Linked DNA regions of Mus musculus: region 1 is linked to region 2. A link is a loop called in an ENCODE intact Hi-C map of the cell type or tissue named here. Cell type or tissue: heart. All regions are shown on one strand. Links, peaks and the distances in the headings refer to the core of each region. The heading gives the core; the rest is flanking DNA.

Region 1 (10,746 bases), core at 1,561-9,560, 190 kb before region 2:
CATTTGCTCATCAAAGGGGGAGGAGGGACCACCCCACCCTACCCCACCCCACCCACCCCGTTTGTGGGTAATACCATTCCTGGGCTGGTGGTCTTGGGTTCTATAACAAAAAAAAGCCAGGGTAGCAAGCCAGTAAGCAGCACCCCTCCATGGTCTCTGCATCAGCTCCTGCCTCCAGGTTCCAGCTCTGCTTGAGTTCCTGTCCTGACTTCCCCCAGTTGTGATCTGGCAGGGTAAAGGCTTTCCTCCTCAACTCGCTTTTTGGTCATGGTGTTTGATCAGAACGATGAAACCCTGACTACTATAAAATGTAAACTGATAAAATGTAAAGAAGTTAGTGAGCTCTCCACGGTAGAAAATTCAAACAAACAAACAAACAACAAAGCAGAAGACAGTTATTGTCAAGGGGAGAAGTCAGGAGAGAAAGGTGGGACATCCCCCCTCTGGCCTGTCAGTATATTGTCATAGGTAGGAAGAGAAGCAGCAGATTGCCAAGAATTGGGGAGGTGTGCATAGGGGAAGGGTGGGCATCTCATTTCTTTTGTTGTTGTCTACAATGTCCCTCCCTGACTTCATAATCCCAAAGGCAAAGTCTGGCATCTGTAACCGCCCCCCCCCCTTAGTATCCCAGGGACCATTTTCTAAGAGACTCTCTGTCTTCATGCAGTCCAGTCTTCCACTGCGCATGCCCACAGAGGTCTTCCTAGATGTCTTCTGCCTTGTCACTCCCTCACTCTAGAACCTTTGATGATACCCTAGTCCTAGCAGACATGACAGCAGCCCACTAGCTCCCATTGCTGCAAACTGCTCCTCTTTCAGAAGTGTATGCTCCTGCCTCTGGAGCCTCCTTCGCTAGCATTGTGCCCTCTGGGCAGTGGTTCCCATATCTGTCCCATGTTGCCCCCTCTTCCTGCCTTTCTCTTCCCTCTGGAGAGGGAAGATGGTGTCCAGACCTCTTGGCCCTGCCAGCATCTGGTGTCCTAGACGCCTTGCCAACATTTGTTGTTGATCATGGGTGGGTTCTCCAAGCTCTTGGTATGATTAGATTTTGAATTGATTTCAGGTTTATTACAGCAACAAAACAAAAATTGCTCCCTACCTTGGGAAGCCGAGTTATGATCCGGAGGAGTAATTCCCAAAGGAATCCTGAGAGGAGTCCTTTCCTGGCTCCCTGAGGTTTTGAGTAAAATATATACCCAGTCTCCGAAGGCTGCTAACACCAAGCTGCTCACTACCCCATGCTTCCAGCAGATCACCAAACACTAAATATGTATTTTTAAGTTCCTTCATCGATTCTGGGTTTCTCCTTTCTATCAGCTGCAGAGGACACAGGGTTTAATGTGCCCTTCTGCCCGCTCTCCCCGATTTTTATGGATAAACACTGGGAAGGAGCTGGCAGGGATGGCTTTCTACACTCATCAAAGGCGTGTTATTAAAAGTTAATGGGTTTCCCTCACCAGGTTTGGGACTAATGTAGCAATAAATTGAACGAAGATGGCTCAGGCGATCTGTGTCACAAGAGACCAGCGGACAAGAACCAGAGGACTTCTGATTTTCTTGGGGGTGGGGTTGGGGGGACAGGAACCCAGTAAGGCTTGGTGTCCGTTTTTAACCCATGAATCCAGGAGATGTGAGTTTGCCTTCTGGGTCAAGACGCCCTGAGCTAGAGTTGTCTGCTTGCAGTCTCTCTCATTGATGTTTCCTGGTTTGGGGGCCAGAGCCCTCTTGTGAATGCTGAGATTCCTGGGTGCCCGTGGAGGCTATGGAGAAGGCAAAGAGTTCCTGCAGCCTTGGCGGGTGTGTGTGTGTGTGTGTGTGTGTGTGTGTGTGTGTGTGTGTGTACGTGTGTACGCAGAGTCCTTGAGGAGGGTGATAATGCCAGCCCATCACTTGCTGTCTTGGCTTCATTGTGGATCTATTCTGTCTCAGGACCCTCTCCTGGGATCAATAGTGTCCCAATCACAGGTTAAGGACCACCTAAATGGTACCCACTGAATAGGTAAAAATTAATTAAAAACTGTCAGTGTGTCTTTCTGTCTGTCCATACATCCATTTCCTTCCCACTTTCTTCCCTGTAAGCTTCAGGTTCTACAGCGAAGGGGCATACTGGAAATCTTTTTGTTGGGTGCGAACAATAAATTGGTATTAATGATACTGCCGAAGGACGTGAAAGGACAGGGTAAAATTCTATCAGAGGACACTTTGGATGACTATCTCCAAGTTCTTCTAACGCAGATACAAAAAGAAAACGGACTTCCTCCTGCAGCGTCCTGCAAAATGACAAATTGACAACGAAAGGCCGTGAGTGTGGGACCTGGAGCGGATCGGGTGTCCCGATGTTGTGCTGGGTTAGTGGACTGTCTTGTCTCAACAACTTCAGGGCGCCCTGTGTTCTCAGCAAGGATGGGAGGAGAGAGAACCATTTCTAGAATGTTTTCAAGTGAGGCTCGGTTGGATCTGCAGAGGGTCAGGTGTCAGGGGTCAGGCTGCTGAGCTGCTACCTGCTGCCTGCGGTTCTTAGGATAGACTAAGGCAGGCAAGTTGCTGAGCCAAGCAAGGGCGAGTTTGGGACTGATGAAAAGGACGTGGAGGGGGCAGGGGAAGGAGATAGGTGATTGACCTGTATGCAATTTGTGCCTCTTGTGTCAAATAATCACATCCAATTTATAGCTGCTGATATTTTGTCCCCAGACTTCAGGCCAGCGTTGCCTCCTTCACATCTGTTAACCAGTCCTAAAGGGGGTCAGATTGTCAGCTTACCAGCGAGGCGAGCTCTTTAGACAGAGCAACTGTGGACAGGCGCCCCTTTAAATCTTGTGGGTTGGAGGGGAACCTCCCAGGCAGTTACCAGGGGCGTGACTTGTTAGTGTATGGGCAGGTAGGTAGTGGCGTCAGCTGCCAGGGATCAAACTGGGTATGGGATGTGAAGGGTGTGAGACAGTAACTCCTGAAGGCAGCTCAGAAAAGCCAAGGTAGAGGAGCCCAGCCAGAAAGATCACCCTCCCTACTGTCCCCTAAGGAGGAATGATAGTCCAAACAGGCACAGTATGTTCTCTGCGGGCCCTGGCGGCACACATCTTCAAGTTTTATGAGAACATTCTGGCACTTCCAATAATATTAAAAATGTACTGCCCACACCTCCCTCGGATGAGAATATTCTTTTAGAAGCAGAACTAGATATCACTTCATGCTTCCTGCGCATCTTCCTGTCTGGAGCCATGGCGGCCAACGCCCTTTCTCCTTTCGCAGAGTTTGTCCCTGGCTCCTGAGGTGGATGCCCAGTGTGCTCAGTGAACCCTGAATCTGGATATGGCCTTCTGCCTTGCTTTTGTGCATTGCTGGGTGTAGTCTATCCTGTGTGCCAGACAATTGTGTTTAAACTAGGTTGTCCCGAGAAAGTCCTGGGAAAGGGTTGCTCTGTTAATATTTAGCATGTGCTTATTGACATTTATTTACATGTTTTTCTGAAGTCAAAACAACCTTCCTTGAATCATTAATTGTTACATTCACATAGAAAAGTACACTGAATCTGAAGTAAGTTTGTCTACAGCATCAGACTCTTTCAGGTCCTCAGCACCCAAATTCAGTAGACAAGGTCTGCACAGGTCGGCTGGAAAGATCGGCTTCCTGGCCTCTTGCCGTCTGTCCCTCCATTCCTTCCTCTTCCTTCCTCTTCCCTTATAGACCCCTTCCAGCTCATAGGTCTCTTGAAGCTCGTAATTCTTCCATCTACAGTAAGGAACAGGTGGAGCCTCTGGTGGCCACTGAAACGCGACTACCGTTTTAAGAATTCTTACGTTGTATGTGTATGGCATGTATATGTATGTATGCAACCGCATGTGTGTCCTAGCTTTAGAGAATCCTTCAGTTTTGTTTTTTGTTTTTTGTTTTTTTCACATGGTGGAAGGTGAAAGTCAAGGAAGTGGGCTGGCTTCGTTATCAAGCCATTTTATAATGGTATTGTATGAAATAAAGAGGTAAACCTTGCACAGGAAAAATTGGGATGGAGAACGAGGTGCTATAGGCTCCTGAGAGTCCTCCAAGAGTCCTGATCCGCTGTACACAGCATTTGACCTAAGATAGCTTCTGGAACACAGGGTGTGGGGGTGGGGTGGGGGTGGGGTTGGGGACAGCAAAAAGGAATGGAGACCAGGGCGATGGTTACCCTCCCCATCTTCCCGGAAGTCCCACCCCCTTGCTCCTTCTGAGTTACCTCATCAGCAGGGCTTTCATTGGAGCATGGTGACTGTATGGTGAGATTCGATTGGCTGAAGATTTAAGGGCTTGGGATTGACTCCAACACTGTATATAAGCTTATGTGCTGCGCAGTTAACTCAGATCTGCACCCTGTTGCTGGTCTCCGTAATCAGATTTCCGGGATCTGTCATGTGATTCTGTCACCTCTAGCTCCACCCCTGTCCTCAGGCCTGTTCCCACATGGTATTAATCCATCGACAATTCAAACATCTCCCAAAGATTTCCACGCTACTGCAGAGGGATTACATTTCCAGCGTTTGAATTTAGGGGAGCACCATTCTCACCCAGAAGCCTCCGCATAGCTCCCCATCCCAAATACTTCCCCGAGCCAATCTGTTCCCCAAATCAGAGAGACACTCATTTTAAACTGAGGAGGCACACGCCAATCTGAAATATCAACGGCAGAAAGCACCTTGCTGGTACTGGTGATGTCTGGGGTCAGAGTCTGGATCCTGCCGGGCCTAAGGAGGTCATAGCTATGCGGGTGGCACCTGAATGGCTGTTCTCAACACTGACAGAAGATAGGCCCAGGCCGTGACAGGGTAGGTGAGGTCACCGCTGTGGCTAGGAGTGTAAAGAAGGCTCTCCTCCCTTGTCATTGGCCTCGATTCAGGCACAAGTTACCACTTAATATCCGAATGGCTGTTGAGATGGTAATGAGGATCTTGTGGTTTTCTAAATGAAAAACCATGATGTGATGCATTTCCTCTTGAGAACATTAATCTGAAAATCAAGCCCTAGTTAATTTAAACCGAGTTAAGTACAAGGAGCAATTTTTAAAAAAAATCGCAGCAAAGGGCACTTTTCTATGGGTGCAAGCGCAGCTACAGAGCCCGTCATTTATTCCCTAGGAAACCAGGGGTGGTTGGCAAGAGGTCTGGTGCAAACGAATATTTTCAAGTGATTATAAAATAACCCAGATAGAAAGAGACAAGAGGATATTTTAATAGGAATGTTGATAATAGGCCAGACCAGAACTGCGGTTTTAAGATGATTGGAGAACTGGGGGGGGGGGGGGGATGAGAGGTGGGGGGGGGGCTCAAAGGCCGGGAAGTCTGCCCTTGTTGGTACTCTGCCTTCCTTTGTGCTCCCTGTGCCCATGGCTTAGCAACAGACTCAGTCTCCCTACCTGTCATCCTCTACTTCAAAGCCTTAGTCTCAGAGGATGGAAATTCTGTGGTTCCTCGGGGATTCCCCCAGGCTGCATTTCCTCAACCTCCATTGCTCCGAGTCTGAGCTATCCTGCATCTTGCATGATTTCCAGCACCGGGGCACTGAAATCCCATCAGCCACAACGGTAAGTCAACACATCCAGGAGGCCAAGAGGTGATGGAGAGGCACCTCGGGAAGAGTTTGGACCTTCAGGGATTCTTTCATGTCTTCTATCTGCCTTTTCAGCACCTAGTCTCAAAGTCTAAACCAGAAAAAAAATTTTGAGTCAAATTACAAAACTCTCTTTATAGTTCTTTGGTAAAAATGTCTAGGGCAGATGACTGCACTTCTCTGTCTCCTACCCCCAGACTATTCAGATCACCTCCATCTAAGCTAAAAATGACAACTCTCATTCACGTGCTTTGATCATGAGACCTGCTTTGGTGGTGGGCAGAGGGCCTTGTGGGATATTGAGGTGAAGGCAGCCACCCCCTGGTTAGCCAGCTCTATTGTATCAGACTCATCAGAGATGATGACGGCAATAGACTGCTTGATCTCTTCAGAGCCCTGCGGGTTTTGTTACCTCCTGTCACAGCTCTCTCACTTCTGGGGAACACAGAATGTAAAATTACATTTTCTGCCACTAGGGGTCAGTGTTGTGTTCCTGATTGCTGCTGTGGTCTTGTAGCAATGACCACAGTGATAAAAATCAAAGGCTTGAGCCCAGTCTGTCTGCTTCTCTCTCCATTTGGTAGCTGCAAACTCACTTGTATAGAACTTGCTGTCCAATCCGTTATCACTCTCCCTTGAACCCATTCTGAACCTTTCCTTCCTCATAAATGCATTGGGGAAGTGACAAGCACCCGCCCCTTAGAATCCACACAATGGGGACTGGGGCATTGCTGTGAAGGAGCCAGACAGTGTTTATCTCCAGTGATTTCTCCTCATCATGACCAGCAAAGCCCACTGAAACTTTATATTACAACTAATTATTTTACATAGAAGAAGATAAAAACCAGGGGTTACTCTCCTTGGCTGTACATAAGAGTCTCCTGGGAAGACCGAAGAAAATCTTGCCTCTCGGGCCTTAGCAAAAAAAAAAAAAAAAAAAAAAAAAAAAAAGAGAGAGAGAGAGCGATGAGAGGTGGGGGCTTCATATGTGAGCACTTCTTAAACTTTTTGAGTTAAAGCCAGCTTCAAACACCAGTTGAGCTGCCAGTATCAAATAAACACTTGAACTGTTGGGCTCTATATTAAAGAACGATTCTAGAAGGAAGGAAGGCTAAAGTGAGCCACCAATCAGAAGATTAGTATTCTTGTTCCTTGTTGGAGGAAGTATGTCACTGGAGGTGGTGGTCTTTGAGAGTGTAAAGGACTCGTGCCATTTTGAATTTATCATCTTCGCTTCGTGCTTGTGGTTCAAGATGTGAGCCTTCTTCAGCTTTCTGACCCCACCTCCGTGATTTCACTCTGCCATTGCAGGCTCTAACCTGATAGAACTGTAAGCCCAAATAAACTCCTTCTATACATTACCTTTGTCATAGTGTTTTGTCACAGCGATAGCGAATTAGCTAATACCCCATGGATGCAGAATGACAGAAAGGTGGAGGGTGGACTCAGCGTTTAAACAGTGGACCATAAGGTCTTCTGGTCAGGCATGGGGTGAGCCCATGCCTCTCACCTTACAATTAAATGCATCCCAGGCCCTGGGCATTGTATAGAAGATAAACAGAGCAGTCTCTGAAGTGTAGGGAGAAGAAGGTGGAACTGTAAGGGTCTAACCCTTATGTATCGTTAAAGCCATGACATTATGAATAACTCATATTGTAAAGCCTTCTAATAACCAAGACCTTATTCCTGTAAAACAAGGTTGGGAGAAGGAACCAAAATGTGCCATTACATTGAAAAAAAATGCAAACAGGGCACAAGGAAGGAAAGGCAAAATGAGCCATAAATCAGAGGATTTGTATTCTAGTTCCTTCTATTCTGGTGATCAATGTGACTTTGAACAAGGCGCATCCCAATTTAGGTGTTCTTTCCCTGTTAATGCTAAGGGACAACGGTCATGAAATAAAATGCTTACTTAACAATGGATAACTAGGGGGCTGGAGAGATGGCTCAGAGGTTAAGAGCACTGACTGCTTTTCCGAAGGTCCTGAGTTCAAATCCCAGCAACCACATGGTGGCTCACAACCATCCCTAATGAGATCTGACGCCCTCTTCTGGTATGTCGGAAGTCAGCTACAGTGTACTTATTTGTAATAATAAATAAATCTTTAAAAAATGGCTATTTATTATTAGGTTTACTTCCTTCTCACTTGGCTGAAGATAATGAGGTCCCCCTTGCCCTCCACAGGAAGGGCATTGGAAGAAGATGAATGTCAGCCAGCCTGGATTTCTTCCTCTTCCCCATGTTAAAGAGATGTCTCTCCTTTGGAGCATCAGTGTTCACTGCAAGTACTTGGTGCTAATAAAGCAGGCCACTTGAATGGAGCCAGGACCCCAGCCCCTCACCCTTCTGGCGGGGAAGTGTTGAGGTAAGCCCTTATCTTCCATCATGAGCCCGGCTTCACACGCTGAAATACAAAAGATATGAAATATAAATATGAAAGATAAAAATAGGACAGATAAAAGATGGAAGGCATGTATGGAGTCTCCTAACACCTGAAGCATTGAGATGCCGATGAAGAATCATTTTATACCAGGAAGAAGATGGTCCCCAGTGAGGCAGGAGGTGCCTGAAGCCCAGAGTATTGTGCCTACAGCCAACAGTGCTGGGCAGGACAGATGGCTCAGTGCTTATGAGTTCATACTGCTGAGGCAGAGGACCCGAGTTCAGGTCTCAGCAGCCACATTGGCTACCTTGTAATTCCAGCTTTATGGGATCCAACAACCTCTCCTGGCCTCTACAGAAGAAACTGACATATCAATTCAGTGAGCTTGCAGGGCCCCAAAGCAAGATTATGGTATATTTATCAATTAGGTAATTTAATAAACAGTGAGTATTTAGTGTCGATATAAATTTACCCAGAGGGAAACGTGCATCATAAAACCAAATCTCTTTTCTGATATGCAGCATGTCTTTGTTGTTGTTGTTTTTGAGACAGGGTCTCAGTATATAGTCCTGGCTGTCCTGGAATTTGCTATGTAGATCAGGCTATCCTCAAACTCAAAGAGAGATCTGACTGCCTCTGCCTTCTGAGTGCCAGAATTAAAAGTATGTGCCATACCAATCCTGATTTTCATTGCCTTTAAAATGTTTTCCATACAATATATTTAGATCATAGTCTTTCCCCTCTCCCAGCTCCCCCAGATCCTCCCTGTCTACCTAACTTTGTATTCTTTCTCTCTCTCTCTTAAACACACACAGAGGAAAAGAATCAATGGTGTAGTGTCTTAGTTAAGGTTTTACTGCTGTGAGCAGACACCATGACCAAGGCAACTCTTATAAAAAAACAACATAAAGACAACATTTAATTGGGGCTGGCTTACAGGTTCAGATGTTCAGTCCATTATCATCAAGGCAGGAGCATGGCAGCATTCAGACAAGCATGGTGCAGGAGGAGCTGAGAATTCTACATCTTGTTCCAAAGGCAAACAGGAGCAGACTGGCTTCCAGGCAGCTAGGATGAGGGTCTTAAAGCCCAAGCCCACAGTAGCACTCCTACTCCAACAAGGCCACACCTACTCAATAAGGCCACACCTCCTAATAGTGCCACTTCCCATGGGCTAAGCATATTCAAACCACCACAGGTGCCAACGTTCATATATATATGGGACCCTGGAAGGAAGGACCTGTAAAGCAAGTATCTTAAAACATTTCTGAAAACCATTTCTTCCCAGTGATTTTGATGCTCACAGGTGCCTGTAAAGATCCCCACCTCTGCCAGTTTTCAAGATCAGACAGCTGGTTGGCAAGGTGCTTGTTTCTTAAATGCTAAAGGTTCCTAAGGGGGTCTGAGCCTGCTTGGTTTTGAAAACACCCTCTGTGTGTCCAACTTATTTAGTACCAGTTTCACCAAAAGCAAAACAGGCCAAATCAGGACCCAAGAGATATTTAACTTCATTTGTCTCTGTAGCTGTAGTTTGGAGGCAGGAAGAGGCACACCTCAGCATAGCTACATTGTATCCTAGATCCAATATAGCTGTTTTTGATGAGGGACTGACTTTAGCTTCCCTTCTCTATCTCTTTGTGCTCCTGGACCTGCCCTTCTTCTGCTCATTTCCCTACTTTGTGTTGGCTTAGTGCAGTGGTTCTCAACCTTCTCTGTGATGCGACCCTTTAGTATAATTTCTAATATTGTGGTGACCCCAAACTATAAAATTATTCTTGTTGCTATTTCATAACTGTAATTTTGCTACTGTTAGGAATCACAATGTAAAGATCTGATATGCAGGACCCTGTTAGGCAACCCCCTATGAAAGGGTAGTTTGATACCCCCCAAGGGCATCTAGATCCATAGGTTGAGAACCATTGGTTTAGGGGGAACCATGATAGGTAAGTCACCAACTTCCATGGAAATGGGTTGCAGATGGAGGGGAGACAGCACTCATCACTTCTCAGGGATAACCTTGTGTCTTGTTAGGGTTTTACTGCTGTGATTAGACACCATGACCATGGCAAGTCTTATAAAAGACAACGTTTAATTGGGGCTGCCTTACAGGTTCAGAGGTTCAGTCCATTATCAAGGCAGGAGCATGGCAGCATCCAGGCAGGCATGGTGCAGGCAGAGCTGAGAGTTCTACATCTTCATCTGAAGGCTGCTAGCAGAATACTCACTTCTAGACAGCTAACTAAGACTAGGGTCTTAAAACCCACATCTACAGTGATACACCAACTTCAACAAGGCCACACCTCCTAGTAGTGCCATTCCTTGGCCCACGCATATACAAACCATCACATCTTGGTATGGGAATCCCAACATAACAAACCTGGAAGTTTTCCTGGTCTCCCCTCTCAATACCCTGTGTCTGCCAGAAATCTAGGTCTATTCACATTTTTCCTTCACATATCCCAAACTGCCACAAGAAAATGGTCAGAGAGCTGCAGGGTGGGTCAGCACACCCAGATGTTACTGAGGCATGAGCCGTGTGAACAGAAGACAGCTGCCTTTGGCCTTACTCCTCTCTAAGAGAACAAATCGAAGTTCTGGAGCAGAGAGCAAATCACAGTCTTCTACCCAGAGGCTTACAGAACCCTGGAAAGGCTCTGACCTTGGGGACCAAGAAAAATACTGGCTCTATGCCTTATAAATGTCCCCTCCCTGATAGGGGCGGGGCAAAGTCATTATTCTCTGTCTTCTCAGAAGTACCTGAAGATGGAAAGCATTCTTCATG
Region 2 (10,746 bases), core at 1,075-9,074:
GGGTTATAGTGTAAGGAAGGTTGAGAACCACTGCTCTAGAAGAAAACAGTCGCTTAAAAATTGTTCACTGTCACAGATTTCTCTGCTCATTTTATTTTTTTCCCTCATAGATGTCATGAAGATGTTGTTTGTTTAATAGTGAGGTGTCAGATAGGCTTGCTTCTGAATTTGCCTTTATCTAGTATGTCAAAACACCAGAGAGGCTGTCCGCTACGACATGAACAGCTCTTAAAGAAAGCTCCGTTTTAGATCCTTCTTATGTTTCTAGCCAAGAACCTACTTAGTTTGGGTCTTAGTTGACTTCGTCAGGCATCCTAGCCATGTGTTTACACTTCTCTGGTTGCTTTGAAATTAGTTTGACTTCACAAAATTAGACGGGAGATTTCCACATTTGTGTGTAGTGTCCAATTTCATGTTCAACAGAGGACCGTAGAGAAGATGCTGAAAGTAGTAATACTGGGTTCAGTCCCAAGTTGTGTGGTATTTTGATGGGGGTTCTACCCACCAGGAACAATGTATTCATTACTTTAATATTCCTGTTAATAATACTCTGATGAAAAGGCACCTTAAGGGAAAGGGGGTTTATTTTGGATCACTGTACCAGAAGCGTCCCAGTCCATAGTGGGGAAGACATGTAGCAGGGACAGGAAATTGACTGGTCATGTGCACACCACAGAGGAGAGAGAGAACCAGAAGTGAGGCGACCTCGTGGCTCCTACCTAGTGACCTGTTTCCTCCAGTGAGGTTCCACCTCCTCCAGGTTCCACAGTCTGTGCCAACAGCACTACCAGTTGGAGATCAAATGCTCAAACCCCTGAATCTGGGGGAAAGTTCACTGCCAAACAACAGAACCCCATTGTAAATTTCCAAACTGGTGTAGGTGATAAGATATAGACGACAAACTATGAGCATGAAACCAATACTCATTGATCTCCTGATAGCAATAGAAAGCTTCACGGAGTCTTAGTGATGATTTGTTCAAAGGGGATATGCTTTTAAGTGTTTACAAATGATCAAAGCGAAGGGTTGGTCCTTCCTTTACATAGTACAATTGCGGACTACCTGTTGAGTTCTGTTTGTCCTAGTAATTCAACGTCAGCCTCAGCGTTACATACCTTGTTTCTCCAGTGTAAAGATAACTGAATACTTAAAATTTCTTAAAAGAGGAGCAGTTGAACATGTGAGTGCTGTCTCTAGTCTCAGTGTGTGTCTACACTTGTGTCTCTGGGAGGAGGGCCTATGTCCTTATCAGCATCTAGAATGTATGAGAGAGATATTTTGATATCAGACCATAAAGACCTCAAGAAGGTAAGAGTTACCTCTTAGCATCCTTTGGTGATTGGCTCCAAGACCCCCACCTCACCCCCAGTTATAAAATCCATGCATTACTAACTCCTTATGTAAAATGGTGTGGTATTAATGAGCAGTCTAATCACACCTCCCTACGTACTTTATTACATCTCTATAGCTTATTACCAACTCAACATACAGTCTGAGTAACTAATTATTATACTGCATTGCTAAAGAATACAAATTTTGTGTACATTAAGTACAGAGAATTTAAAAGTAATTGTTGACCTGTGGTGGATTAAATTCATGGGTGCAGAAATTCACAGATTTGGAGGACTGGCTTTATCGTTTGATTGAGATGACTTCTTCAAAAGTGCTTTAATGCTAAGAAAAAAAACCCATGAAAGCCTTTGATGACACTCCAGTGTTGGCTGAGAAGTGTTCTTTCTGTTAGGAAAGGCAGCCACATTTTTCAATTTAAGTGAAAACCCAGCCTATCGTATTGGATCTGAGTTCAGGTAATGAAGAATATTTTGAAGTATCTGAGGTTTTTTTTTTTTTTTTTTTTTTTTTTTGACACGGTTTCTTTGTGTATCTCTGATTGCCCTGGAACTCACTCTGTAGACCAGGCTGGTCTCGAACTCAGAAATCTGCCTATCTTTGCCTCTAGAGTGCTGGGTTCTAAAGGCGTGTGCCACCATGCTCAGCTCAGTTTTCTCTCCTTTTCCCTTTCTTTCTTCCTTTCTTTCTAGATTGGTTTTCTTATTTATTTTTAAAGATTTATTTTATTATTTATATGAGTATAGGTGTCTTCAGACACACCAGAAGAGGGCATCAGATCCCATTACAGATAGTTGTGAGCTACCATGTGGTTGCTGGGATTTGAACTCAGGACCTCTGAAAGAGCAGTCAGTGCTCTTAACCACTGAGCTATCTCTCCAACCCTATTTGTTTGTTTATTTATTTGCCAGTCAGTCTTGCGCTTTATTGTTGTCGCCGCCTCAGGCCTTGACTGCATACTTGCGACATGGGTACAGCCACTCCTTCCGCTGCTGCTTCTTGGTCTTCAGCTTCTCCTCGTGCTTGGTGAGCTGGCAGTGGCGCATGGCTCTAGTCTTCTTGGGTCGCAGGTCCAGGGCCTGGTCTTCTTGCCCTTGTAGAATTTCCTGAGGTTTTCTTTTGGAGTCTGGTTAAAGGCAGTGAGGACTTGGGCGATGGATTTGCGTACGACTCATATCTTGGGGAGCTTGGACAAGGCGCTGCCTGTCACATTGGCAACTCGAAGCTGGGACAGTTCCACCTTCAGACGGCCCAGTTGTTTCAACAGCTCCTCCTCCTCCTTGCCGAGTAGGCCTCAGTCTTAATCTTAGCCATTGCTGCGTTGTTCACGGCTGAGGCTGCCTGATTTGGGAGAGCTATTTATTTATTTTTTATTAATCATTCCATTCGTTTACACCTCAAATGATATCCCACTTCCCAGTTTCCCCCTCCACAAGCCTCCCCATCCCACAACCACCCTCTCCTCCCTCCCCTTTGCCTCTATGAGTGTGCTCCCCCACTGACCCACCCACCACCCTCTCCTACCCCACCCTTCCAGCATCCCCCTGTGCTGGGGCATCAAACCTCCACAGGACCAAGGGCCTCCCCTTCCATTGATGTCAGACAAGGCCATTCTCTGCTACCTATGTAACTGGAGCCATGGATCCCTCCCTGTACACTCTGTGCTTGGTGGCCTAGTCCCTGGGAGCACTGGGTGGTCCAGCCAGCTGATGTTCTTCTTCCTATAAGGTTGCAATCCCCATCATCCCCTCCAGTCCTTCTGCCCCACTAGGGTCCCTGTCAGCTCAGTTTTCTATTACTATTATGGTGTAATGCATCACCCAGTCCTTAATGGCTTCAAACATCCATTTATTAGCCCATGGTTATATAAAGCAGCTGGAGTCTCTCTGCTCAGGGTCTCATGAAAGAGACATTAAGGCTTCAGCCAGGCTGAGTTTTCATCTGGAATAGCGGCCGTGGGCAAACTCCTTCCGGTTGTTGCTTTAACCCAGGGTCTTGTACAGGACTGTCATCTCTGCCTCTTTGCTGGTTGGCAGCGGGGGTCATAGCATTCAGTTTCCAAGTCTGCCACACTCTGCTTGTGTGACTGGCTCTCCCTTCAAGCCAGCTATATTGCTTGCAATCTGCCCGTGCTTCTGATGCCTTCTGCCACCAGCTGGAAGATGCTCTGCTTTTAAGGATTTTACTTGATTTGGCCAGGCACACCCAAATAATGGCTGTATCTTTTGGCAGCTGAGTTAGAATTCAATTACCTCTTGGGAGGAAAAAAAAAAAGCCCTTCATAGCAGCACATAGATTAGTATGTGAATAACCAAGGTATGGAAACCCTAGGGGGCATCTTTAGGGTCCTGCCTGCCACATAATGGAGTTAAGTCTTCTAAAACTAGAAAAGTTCTACAAAGCCTTCCCCTTGAGTCTCAGTCATGACTGGGGGCATTTGTCCTTCCTAAACTGTTTGCGATGCCCTTGGTGCTTGGAAGGAGCTGGTTGGCCAGAAGAGGCCCACATTTCCCCCTTTGACACTGGGAATGCTGGTCTGGAGTGGATAGATAATTGGATGTTGCGTCTTTGGAAGCATGTGCTTCAAGGTAATTTTCCTCTTGGCTGCATCACGGCAGGATGCCACTGGACGGTTTTTTTCTGGTTTGGTTTTGAGTTGGGATAAAGTGACCTTGCTCCCCTACCCACTGGTTCTTCTTCCTCAGCTGGAGCAGTGTCCTGTGAGTCATTTAATTTTAGCCACCCTTTGTTGTCAGTGTCAGCGGGGACCTCTTGTGGCCGGCGTTGTCATGGTGTGAGTTTTAATTCTCATTCCCAGGTGAGTGAAGCAGACAACCAAGGAGCTGGACTGCTTTTAGAGCTGGTAGATTCCGCCCAGCACCCTCCCTCCTTCCATCAGAGGCCACTCTCCAGCCTGGCTGCTTATTTCTAGGAGAACCAGGTCTGTCCTCACCTCCAAGGGAATCCTAAATGGAGCTGTACATAAAGGAAGAAATCACGCCAATGCCAGCAGGTGCTCACATTAGCTTGGAGAAGCAGGCTGACTCACCTCGTTTGCTTCCTCCTTATCAGCTGTCCCCACGGGTTCCCCTATTTTTTGCTCTGGCGTGCCGTCTCCATTCTTTTCCTTCGTATCCCCTTTGTATTCATTCCACTTCCAGCTACTAACTCCCGCCCCCTCATTCCACTTCCGGTTACTAATTTTCATCCCCCTCCCCCCATTCCACTTCCTGTTACTTATTCTCTACACCCCCACCTCGATCGCACGTCCCCCTCCGTTTTCATGAGAATCCAGAGAGGCTGTTGGGTTCCATAACTGTTAGGGGCCAGCCGGGTGTTGCAGTTTTTGCTGCTTTCTGACAAAAGGATAAATGCAGAAACCACGTGCGTCGTGGGCTTTCCACGAAGGTAACAACATCTATGAGTAGCTCTTTCCTTTTAATGTGAATGTGTATGCATGCCTATGGGTCCTAAGGCCAAATTTCGACTGGGAGCTTTGCCTGTTGGGACTTTTTTCCCCCTGCTAAGGAAATAATTAGGTATTTCAGTAGTATTTGTGGAGAAGCACTTGTGTGTCCCAATCCAGGACTGTTATGATAGATAGCGGAGCACTGTCAACCCAATATCCTAGAAGTTCACAGACCAGTGTCCTAGAGCTTAGCTGTCCTCGCGTGGATGCATCGCGTGTCTCTTTGCATATTAGGCAATTACGGCCCTTCTTAGGGCCATAAAGGTCAAGCTTCAGGGCAGGAAGAGATGTTAAGTTTTATGATTTTCCAACAAAATATTAGTATTTGGGAAAATAGCCAATGCTTTCTAGTGTGATCCGTCATCCTTAACGAGGCAGGAGCCTCACTTATTTCGTAGGACGTCCAGCAGGAGAGTTACTGGTTTCCAATATTCAGCAATATCTAGAAAGTGGGTTAAAGTAGTGTCCTCAGAAATAAGAGTGGACTGGGGGCAGGCAGAGAGAGAGAGAGAGAGAGTTGCCCCAGTGGCACAAAATGGACCATATAAGGGATCAGTGGGTTTTCTGTAGTGTCCCTTTCCTATTGAGTTTAGTTATCTGTAGTGGTTTAGTTCATTTTTACTTATGTAACTGGACCTGTGTCTGCCATCTGTGTGCAATACCTCTTGCGGCCAGAAGGGGTCTCCCTAGCTCTCTGGAGCTGGAGTTTTCGGAAGTTAAAAGCTTTCTCGGCTGGTGCTGAGAATTTCACCTGGGTCCTTTGCCAGAGCAGCATGCCATCTCTCTAGCTCACTGAGGTTAGGTTTTAGAAGGATTTTTTTAAAGACTGATACAAATTGCTGCAGGAATGGCCACAAGAAGTAACCATATGGGCAATACTATAGAGTCCAACAACCGAGAGTCCAATCCCATGAGAGACAACTAATGTAGACAAGGTGGTGTGGATTTATCATAACACCCTCCTTCTTCTCCTCCTCCTCCTCCTCCTCCTCCTCCTCCTCCTCCTCCTCCTCCTTCTTCTTCTTCTTCTTCTTCTTCAAGATTTATTTATTATTATACATAAGTACACTGTAGCTGACTTCAGATGCACCAGGAGAGGGAGTCAGATCTCATTATGGGTGGTTGGGAGCTACCATGTGGTTGCTGGGATTTAAACTCAGGACCTTTGGAAGAGCAGTCAGTGCTCTTACCTGCTGAGCCATCTCTCCAGCCCCAACAGCCTGCTTCTTAGCAAGTCCCTTAGGAAGTGCACTCCGTAGGCTACACATGTTGTGTTTAAGGAAGAAAAAAAAAAAAGCCTTACCTAGAAAACCTCTGACTCAGAATATGAGATTATGAAGGACTGTTTCCTGTCCTATAATTTGCTTGTTAATTCAGTGAGGTAAGGGCAACAAGAGTCTCCCCGTGAGATGTGATAATCTGGGCTCCCCACTCCCAGGAAGAAATCCTTTGGCTGAAAGGAAGAGCTAGCTGTTCTGTTTCTGTGTGCTGCAGCTGTGTCATTTCTGGTTTTTAAAAAGTACGGACAGGATGCAATCAAGAGCTGGATACCTTGGTCAGCACTCTGGCTCCTTGATTCGAGTAGCTGCTGCTTAGTTCTGCCAGCAAGAAAGCAAGAGAAGCCTGTTTGCATCCTATATAGAGGGACGCTGGACTGTGTGAACTGAGGCGTGGCCTGACGCAAAGCATGCTGGGTTATAAGCATACTGTCCCCAGGGAGGCTAGTGACAGCCCAGTGCCTCTACAGGGAGAGAGAATTTGGGCTTCTCCTTGAAGCAGCAATTCCCTTTCATGGGGGTTACCTACGGCCATTAGAAAACACACATTTGGCTGGGAGACTATTAATGACTGCTTCTATTTCTTTAGGGGATATAGGACTGTTGAGATCATTAACCTGATCTTGATTTAGCTTTGGTACCTGGTATCTTTCTAGAAACTTGTCCATTTCATCCAGGTTTTCCAGTTTTGTTGAGTATAGCCTTTTGTAGAAGGATCTGATGGTGTTTTGGATTTCTTCAGGATCTGTTGTTATGTCTCCCTTTTCATTTCTGATTTTGTTAATTAGGATGCTTTCCCTGTGCCCTCTAGTGAGTCTGGCTAAGGGTTTATCTACCTTGTTGATTTTCTCAAAGAACCAGCTCCTTGATTGGTTGATTCTTTGAATAGTTCTTCTTGTTTCCACTTGGTTGATTTCACCCCTGAGTTTGATTATTTCCTGCCTTCTACTCCTCTTGGGTGAATTTGCTTCCTTTTCTTCTAGACATTTTAGGTGTGTTGTCAAGCTGCTAATGTGTGCTCTCTCTAGTTTCTTTTTGGAGGCACTCAGAGCTATGAGTTTTCCTCTTAGGAATGCTTTCATTGTGTCCCATAAGTTTGGGAATGCTGTGGCTTCATTTTCATTAAACTCCAAAAAGTCCTTAATTTCTTTCTTTATTCCTTCCTTGACCAAGGTATCATTGAGAAGAGTGTTGTTCAGTTTCCACGTGAATGTTGGCTTTCTATTATTTATTTTGTTATTGAAGATCAGCCTTAGTCCATGGTGATCTGATAGGATGCATGGGACAATTTCAATATTTTTGTATATGTTGAGGCTTGTTTTGTGACCAATTATGTGATCAATTTTAGAGAAGGTACCATGAGGTGCTGAGAAGAAGGTATATCCTTTTGTTTTAGGATAAAATGTTCTGTAGATATCTGTTAAGTCCATTTGTTTCATCACTTCTGTTAGTTTCACTGTGTCCCTGTTTAGTTTCTGTTTCCATGATCTGTCCATTGGTGAAAGTGCTAATAGTCTCCCAGCCAAAAAAAGCCCAGGACCAGATGGCTTTAGTGCAGAGTTCTATCAGACCTTCAAAGAAGACCTAATTCAAGTTCTTCACAAACTATTCCACAAAATAGAAACGGAAGGTACTCTACCCAACTCATTCTATGAAGCCACAATTACTCTGATACCTAAACCACAAAAAGACCCAACAAAGATAGAGAACTTCAGACCAATTTCCCTTATGAATATCGATGCAAAAATCCTCAATAAAGTTCTTGCTAACCGAATCCAAGAACACATTACAGCAATCATCCATCCTGACCAAGTAGGTTTCATCCCAGCGATGCAGGGATGGTTCAATATATGGAAATCCATCAATGTAATCCAGTATATAAACAAACTCAAAGACAAAAACCACATGATCATCTCGTTAGATGCTGAGAAAGCATTTGACAAAATCCAACACCCATTCATGATAAAAGTCTTGGAAAGATCAGGAATTCAAGGCCCATACCTAAATATGATAAAAGCAATCTACAGCAAAACAATAGCCAACATCAAAGTAAATGGTGAGAAGCTGGAAGCAATCCCACTAAAATCAGGGACTAGACAAGGCTGTCCACTCTCGCCCTACCTATTCAACATTGTACTTGAAGTCCTAGCCAGAGCAATTAGACAACAAAAGGAGATCAAGGGGATACAAATTGGAAAGGAAGAAGTCAAAATATCACTTTTTGCAGATGATATGATAGTATATATAAGTGACCCTAAAAATTCCACCAGAGAACTCCTAAGCCTGATAAACAGCTTCAATGAAGTAGCTGGATATAAAATTAACTCAAACAAGTCAATGGCCTTTCTGTACACAAAGGATAAACAGGCTGAGAAAGAAATTAGGGAAACAACACCCTTCTCAATAGTCACAAATAATATAAAATACCTTGGCGTAACTCTTAACTAAGGAAGTGAAAGATCTGTATGATAAGAACTTCAAGTCTCTAAAGAAAGAAATTAAAGAAGATCTCAGAAGATGGAAAGATCTCCCATGTTCATGGATTGGCAGGATCAACATTGTAAAAATGGGTATCTTGCCAAAAGCAATCTACAGATTCAATGCAATCCCCATCAAAATTCACACTCAATTCTTCAACAAATTAGAAAGGGCAATCGGCAGATTCATCTGGAATAACAAAAAACCGAGGATAGCAAAAACTCTTCTCAAGGATAAAAGAACCTCTGGTGGAATCACCATGCTGGACCTAAAACTGTACTACAGAGCAATTGTGATCAAAACTGCATGGTACTGGTATAGTGACAGACAAGTAGACCAATGGAACAGAATTGAAGACCCAGAGATAAATCCACACAACTATGGTCACTTGATCTTTGACAAGGGAGCTAAAACCATCCAGTGGAAAAAAGACAGCATTTTCAACAAATGGTGCTGGCACAACTGGCGGTTATCATGTAGAAGAATGCAAATTGATCCATTCCTATCTCCTTGTACTAAGGTCAAATCTAAGTGGATTAAGGAACTCCACATAAAACCAGAGACACTGAAACTTATAGAGGAGAAAGTAGGGAAAAGCCTCGAAGATATGGGTACAGGGGAAAAATTCCTGAATAGAACAGCAATGGCTTGTGCTGTAAGATCAAGAATCGATAAATGGGACCTCATAAAATTGCAAAGCTTCTGCAAAGCAAAAGACACTGTCAATAAGACAAAAAGGCCACCAACAGATTGGGAAAGGATCTTTACCTATCCCAAATCGGATAGGGGACTAATATCCAATATATATAAAGAACTCAAGAAGGTGGACTCCAGAAAATCAAATAACCCCATTAAAAAATGGGGCTCAGAGATGAACAAAGAATTCTCACCTGAGGAATACCAAATGGCAGAGAAGCACCTGAAAAAATGTTCAACATCCTTAATCATCAGGGAAATGCAAATCAAAACAACCCTGAGATTCCACTTCACTCCAGTCAGAATGGCTAAGATCAAAAACTCAGGTGACAGCAGATGCTGGCGAGGATGTGGAGAAAGGGGAACACTCCTCCATTGTTGGTGGGATTGCAAGCTTGTACAACCACTCTGGAAATCAGTCTGGCGGTTCCTCAGAAAATTGGACATAGTACTACCGGAGGATCCAGCAATACCTCTCCTGGGCATATATCCAGAAGATGTCCTAACCGGTAAGAAGAACACATGCTCCACTATGTTCATAGCAGCCTTGTTTATAATAGCCAGAAGCTGGAAAGAACCCAGATGCCCCTCAACAGAGGAATGAATACAGAAAATGTGGTACATTTACACAATGGAATACTACTCAGCTATTAAAAAAATGAATTTATGAAATTCCTAGGCAAATGGATGGACCTGGAGGGCATCATCCTGAGTGAAGTAACCCAATCACAAAGGAACTCGCACAATATGTACTCACTGATAGTGGATATTAGCCCAGAAACTTAGGATACCCAAGATATAATATACAACTTGCCAAACGCATGAAATTCAAGAAGAACGAAGACCAAAGTGTGGATACTTTACCCTTTCTTAGAAATGGGAACAAAACACCCATGGAAGGAGTTACAGAGACAAAATTTGGAGCTGTGACGAAAGGATGGACCATCTAGTGATTGCCATATGCAGGGATCCATCCCATAATCAGCTTCCAAATGCTGACACCATTGCATACACTAGCAAGATTTTGCTGAAAGGACCCAGATATGGCTTTCTCTTGTGAGACTATGCCGGGGCCTAGCAAACACAGAAGTGGATGATCACAGTCAGCTATTGGATGGATCACAGGGCCCCCAATGGAGGAGCTAGAGAAATTACCCAAGGAGCTAAAGGGAACTGCAACCCTATAGGTGGAACAACAATATGAACTAACCAGTACCCGGGAGCTCTTGTCTTTAGCTGCATATGTATCAAAAGATGGCCTAGTCGGCCATCACTGCAAAGAGAGGCCCATTGGACTTGCAAACTTTATATGCCCCCGTACAGGGGAACGCCAGGGCCAAAAAGGGGGAGTGGGTGGGTAGGGGATTGGGGGGATGGGTATGGGGGACCTTTGGGATAGCATTGAAAATGTAAACGAGGTTCCTAATTAAAAAAAATTCATGAATAAAATTAGCTAACTACTTACTCTACTTTAGG

Evidence for each region. Peaks named below come from ENCODE experiments on the same cell type or tissue, not always from the same donor. Only the 100,000 strongest peaks of a DNase experiment are listed, where the experiment ranks them.
Region 1: it touches region 2 in a loop (4-fold over the local background); 3 of 42 quality-filtered maps call a loop at or near these places.

The regions. Positions count from the first base shown.
Region 1 is chr10:70,312,800-70,323,545 of GRCm38, forward strand. No RefSeq gene overlaps it. Among named protein-coding and RNA genes, the nearest start is that of Gm33704, 25 kb to the left of the region's middle. In heart, for the core only: a CTCF peak has its summit at 6,053 (motif pointing right); no DNase peak of the experiment used is centred there.
Region 2 is chr10:70,502,586-70,513,331 of GRCm38, forward strand. The region is part of intron 5 of Fam13c (family with sequence similarity 13, member C); the gene reads left to right. It also overlaps the pseudogene Gm29783. Among named protein-coding and RNA genes, the nearest start is that of Fam13c, 67 kb to the left of the region's middle. In heart, for the core only: CTCF peaks have their summits at 4,110 (motif pointing left) and 5,476 (motif pointing right); no DNase peak of the experiment used is centred there.